2 separate regions of the Homo sapiens genome follow, and region 1 is linked to region 2. A link is an interaction called in ENCODE POLR2A ChIA-PET data of the cell type or tissue named here. Cell type or tissue: K562. All regions are shown on one strand. Links, peaks and the distances in the headings refer to the core of each region. The heading gives the core; the rest is flanking DNA. Region 1 has its middle 12 kb from the start of CMTR2. Region 2 overlaps LOC105371334 (a long non-coding RNA gene).

What was found. Peaks named below come from ENCODE experiments on the same cell type or tissue, not always from the same donor. Only the 100,000 strongest peaks of a DNase experiment are listed, where the experiment ranks them.
Region 1: POLR2A ChIA-PET joins it to region 2 with 5 read pairs; 2 of 35 experiments call an interaction of 5 or more read pairs at or near these places.

What each region holds. Positions count from the first base shown.
Region 1 is chr16:71,275,487-71,278,406 of GRCh38, forward strand. No RefSeq gene overlaps it. Among named protein-coding and RNA genes, the nearest start is that of CMTR2, 12 kb to the right of the region's middle. In K562, for the core only: no CTCF peak of the experiment used is centred there; a DNase peak (open chromatin) is centred at 1,505.
Region 2 is chr16:71,615,837-71,618,756 of GRCh38, forward strand. All of the region lies in intron 1 of LOC105371334 (a long non-coding RNA gene), which reads right to left. Among named protein-coding and RNA genes, the nearest start is that of MARVELD3, 8.9 kb to the right of the region's middle. In K562, for the core only: no CTCF peak of the experiment used is centred there; no DNase peak of the experiment used is centred there; H3K27me3 peaks cover 101 bases.

The sequences.
Region 1 (2,920 bases), core at 217-2,716, 340 kb before region 2:
AAAACTTCCTAAAAGTTCAGGAAAATGCATCTCATTTAAACAAGAGCCATAGAAAATGATTGTAATTAAACATATATATATAGTGATATTGCAAGGAAAAGGCAGAAAATGATATGAGAAACATACCCCAAAGGAAGCACACTAAGAAAAGTCACAAGATGTGAACCCGGGAGGCGGAGCTTGCAGTGAGCCGAGATCGCGCCACCACACTCCAGCCTGGGTGACAGCGCGAGACCCCATCTCAAAAAAAAAAAAAAAAAGTCACAAGATGGATTTAAGTGCTATTAAAGAAGAAAACAGAAGCTCTAAAAGAACAACATAAATTAAAATAGAAAAATACAGTTTACATGATTAGTCAGCAGGAAGATAAAAAAAAATAGAGCTCAGTAATGTTAAATCAAGTTTAGCCTGAAGCTGCCACCTTACATATTTTAAGTTCAGCCTAAAGGTTTCTCTGTACATCATGAACTATAACAAGTGGAGGTATAAACAGATCAGAGCTTACGCTTGTGCCAGTCACCGAGTTTTGGCCAATCAAATGTAGCCAACTGTTTGAACCCTGTTCAAATAAGGCAAATGCCAATCTGTAACCAATCCAGCTGTTTCTGTACCTCACTTCTGTTTTCTGTATATCACTTTCCTTTTTCTATCTATAAATCTTCTTCCACCACATGGCTGCACTGGAGTCTCTAAGCCTACTCTGGCTCAGGAGGCTGCCCAATTCACAAATTGTCTATTGCTGAATTAAATGCCTTTAAATTTAATTCAGCTGAAGTTTTTCTTTCATCAGTAAGGAAATAAGAAGAAACCAATTACTTCACATATGAATGTTAAACATAAGAGCTAACATACATAATGGAAAACAGTAACAGAAATAGAAAAAGGAAATTAAAAATCAAACAAAAATAAAAAGATAAAAAATAATTTAAGAGAAAGTAATAGATACAGAAGACAGGTGCTAATATACAACATACATTAACAGCAGTCCCTAAACAAGGCAATCAAAGAAATAATGTAATTAAAACAATTAATTATATTAACAGAATTAAAGAGAATATGTTCATATCCACTGATTTAAAAAATGGAAACATTTAAACAAACATTTATGTTTTTTAAAAACTCCAAAAACTAGGAAAACCTCCTTAATAAAAATAGTAAACTAAAAAATCAGCACCTAATGGGAAAACACTAGAGTAACAGTTCTAAAAGTGTGGCCCATGGACCTTTTCAAGAGTCTGTGAGATCAAAAACTATTTTCATGGTAAAACTGAGACAGGAGATCAGCAGGACTTGTGTTCCCAGCACCCAACTCAGCAAAGAAACCAGCGAAAACCAAGATGGTGACTACAGCAACCTCTAGTTGCTCTCATTGCTCATTATATGCTAATTATAATTAATTTGCATGCTAAAAGACACTCCTACCAGTGGCTTGACAGATTACAAATGCCATGGCAACCCCTAGAAGTTACCTTATGTGGTTTAAAAGGGGAGGAATCCTTGGTTCCAGGAACTCCCCAGCTCTTTTCCAGAAAAGTCATGAATAAACTGCCCCTTACGTAGCATATAGTCAAGGAATAGCCATATATACTGCTAGCCAGCAATCCACAGGGCTGCTGCTGCTGTCTGTTGTTCGAATAAACTTGCTTTGGCTTTGCTCTGTTGGTTCACGCATGAATTATTTCCTGTGTGAAGCCAAGAACCCTCCTGGGCTGAGCCCCAATTTTGGGGTTTGCCTGCATTGAAACTAAGACATTATGCATCTTTTCACAATGTCAGTAGTTGCACTGATGGTGCAAAGCAGTGGTGAGCAAAACTGCTGTTGCCTTAGCACAAATCAAGGCAGGGCACCAAACTATACTAGTAGGCATTGTATTCTTCATCATACATGCTCATAATGGGGGTCAGAGGGAGCCATTTTTACTTAAGAATGTCCTTGATGAAGTAGCAAAAAATATTAATTGTATTAAGTCTTGCTCTTAAGAGTACATGACTTTAATAATATTGAAGAAATGGAAAGTTGTGTACACATAAAGCTCTTGCTGCACCCCAAAGTAGAACGAGTGCCTCCAGGAAAACCATTTGTGTAACTGAGTTGCAAAGTCAAATGGTGCATTTTTCATGAAATACCATTTTTACTGGAAAGAAAAACTGGCAAACGATAGTTAGACGAGTATTTGGCAGATATTTTCTCAAAAATGAATAAAGTGAGCAACGCTTCAAGGAAAACAACTGTCAGTGTTTTTTGACATGATAAAATTTGAGCATTCAAGGAAAAATTAGAATTTTATAAAACATGTGTCCATCACTCTGAGCTTGACAGCTTCCCAATACTTAGATTTGTTTGATGAGATCAGTGGTGATGTTTTAAAATGTAACTTTTTGCATAATGTATAATCAAATGTGTCAACATTTGCATGATCTGCATAACTCAGTGAACCAATATTTTTCAAATGACAAATTCATGGTGTTAAAAAAACCACATATGGGTAAATGATCCATTCAAAGTACAAGACAGATCAATGGATTTTAGTGTAAGAGTCAAAAAAATTCATAATATAGCTTGATTCTTCATTGCAACCAATGTTTAAGAAACTATTACCTGCCAAATTTTGATGTAACATCAAAAAAATCCATAATTACCTTAAAGGTTATTAAAATACTCCTCCCTTTCCCAACTTCATATCTATATGAGGCCATATTTTCTTAAATATTTCAACCAAAACAATGTATTCCGACAGATTGTAGAATCAGATGAGAATCCAGCTGTCTCCTATTATAAAGACAAAAGTGATTCACAAGAATGTAAATATCACATTTCTCACTACATTTTGTTTTGAAAGATATTTTTCATAAAAAATTATGACATGCAATAGTTTTATCATTGTTATATTAACATTAATAAAATTTGTCTCAGTTATTA
Region 2 (2,920 bases), core at 133-2,632:
CACTTTTTGGGAGGCTGAGGCAGGCAGACCACGAGGTCAAGAGATCGAGACCATGCTGGCCAACATGGTAAAACCCTGTCTCTACTAAAAATACAAAAATTAGCTGGGCGTAGTGGCGTGCGCCTGTAGTCCCAGCTACTCAGGAAGCTGAGGCAGGAGAATCACTTGAACCAGGGAGAAGGAGGTTGCAGTGAGCCAAGATCGTGCCACTGCACTCCAGCCTGGCAACAGAGCAAGACTTCATCTCAAAGAAAAAAAAAAGAGAGAAAAAAAGCTACAGGGCAAAGCACAAAAACCCTATAAACAAAGTGTCAGGATGTTAAAGAGAGCCAAAGACCACTTTTAGCTGGAGGAATTTGAGCCGGCTTCCTGGAGACATGGCCCCGGGTGGCTCCCCTCCATTCATTCAAGAGTCACTTATTCATTGAACAAGTGTCTTCCGTGCCATTGGAGTTCGAGGCCCTGGGGATTTATCAGGGAGCAGGATATGTCCCCGCTTTCATGCAGCCTACTCTACAAGGTACAGTCAAATAACAGACACATTAAAAAATAAACATAGAGGCCCAGTATAGTGGCTCACGCCTGTAATCCCAACGCTTTGAGAGGCCAAGGCAGGCAGGTCACCTGAGGTCAGGAGTTCGAAACCAGCCTGGCCAACATAGTGAAACCCCGCCTCTACTAAAAATACAAAAATTAGCCAGGCGTGGTGGCACATGCCTGTAGTCCCAGCTACTCGGGAGGCTGAGGCAGGAGAATCACTTGAATCCAGGAGGTGGAGGTTGCAATGAGCCGAGATCGCACCACTGCACTCCAGCCTGGGCAACAAGAGCGAAGACTCCCTCTCAAAAAATAATAATAATAAAGTTGTGATTTCTTTAAAGTATTTTGACTGCTTGTGAGCAGACTTTTAGGCAATTAAGAGAAAAATATCCTTAGACTAAGTGGATAAAATTTTTTCTCAAATATTTAAACATAGGCAAAACATAACAAGCTTAAAGACTGTACTTTTCAAATGTTCTACAAGTGGACATGTATTATTATTGTTATTATCATTATTTTGAGACAGGGTCTCACTCCATTGCCCAGGCTGGAGTGCAGGGGTGCCATCACAGCTCACTATAGCCTTGACCTCCTGGGCCCAAGCGATCCTCTCACCTCAACCTCCCAAGTATCTGGGACTAGAGGTGTGCACCACCACACCCAGCTAATTTTTGTATTTTTTGTAGAGACAGGGGTCTCCCTATGCTGCCCAGGCTGGTTTTGAACTCCTTGGCTCAAGCAATCCTCCCGCCTCAGCCTCCCAAAGTGCTGGGATTACAAGTGTGAGCCACCATGCCTAGCCTGTGTATTATTTTTATAATCAGAAAAAAATAGTTCTTAAAATCACTGGGAAGGTGATTTTAATCACATTTCCACCGATGTACAGAGTGCAAGAGCTATGGGGACATGGCTACCTCTGCCTAGATTTTAAAGGACATTTAGTTTAGGAGAAAAACCAAAAGTTTGGTAATACATGCTGTTGATGAACTTGTGGGGAAATAAACGCTCTCATGTATAACTAATGGGAATACAAACCTATATAATTCCTATGAAGGACATTTGGCAATCTGTCAAAAGTTTAATGTCTTGGGAGGCTGAGGTGGGTGGATAACTTGAGGTCAGGAGTTCAAGACCAGCCTGGCCAACATGGCAAAACCCTGTCTCTACTAAAAATACAAAAATTAGCCAGGTATGGTGGTGGGTGCCTGTAGTCCCAGCTACTTGGGAGGCTGAGGCAGGAGAATCACTTGAACCCAGGAGGTGGAGGTTGCAGTGAGCCGAGATCATGGCACTGATCATGGCACTGCACTCCAACCTGGGCGACAGAGTGAGACTCAGTCTCAGAAAAAAAAAAAAAAAAAAAAAAAGATTAATGTCTAGGTCACTTTTTAGACTGGTTCCTTCACCACTTCATTAAAGACTCACCCCATTCCAAGCCCTGCCATGATCACCATTGAGGCTACAGATACAATATACCAGGCTCTTTTTTTTGTTTTTGAGACAGAGTTTTGCTGTGTCTCCCAGTCTGGAGGGAAATGGCGTGATCTCAGCTCACTGCAACCTCTGCCTCCCAGGTTCAAGTGATTCTCCCACCTTTGGATGGCTAGGTCACTTTTTAGACATTAAACTTTTGGAGATATACCCCACAGATGTACATGTGAGAATGCAAAATAACACACAAGGTCATTCATACAGCTTTATAGTAGCAAAAGATTAGAAATAATCATACAGCTTTATAGTAGCAAAAGATTAGAAATAATCCAAATGTCTATCAAGAGAGCACTAATTAAATCAGTTATGATACAGTCATACAGCAGGGCACTATGCAGCTTGAAAAAAAGAATGAGGACCTTTTTTATTTACCAATATGAAAAGATCTTCAAGATAATTACATGAAAAAAGCAAGTCACAGAACAGAGAACACTATGCTACCTTTCGTGTGAATCGGAAAGAAGGGTATATAGATTTGATCTGCTTATATTTATGTGAATCAAACCCTAGAACAATTCACAAGAAAATCATTGCAATGATTGTTTGTTGAGGGGGGCTCTGGATCCCCTTTTCCTGCTGATATACCCATCCCCCAGCCACGATGACACTGACTGACAGCAAGTCACAGCTGTTCCTTCTCTGGGGAATTGCCTGCCACCCAAAAGAGGGCCACCTGACTTGGAAAGGGTATGCTATGGTCTGAACATCGGTGTTCCCCAAAATTCATATGTTGGAACCCAATACCCAATGTGACAGTATCAAGAGACAGAGCCTCGGGGAAAGTGATGAGGTCATAAGGGCTCTGCCTTCATGAATGGAATTCGTGCTCTTATAAAAGAGGTTGAAGGGAGCTTCCTTGCTCCTTTTACCATGTGAGGACACTTAGAAG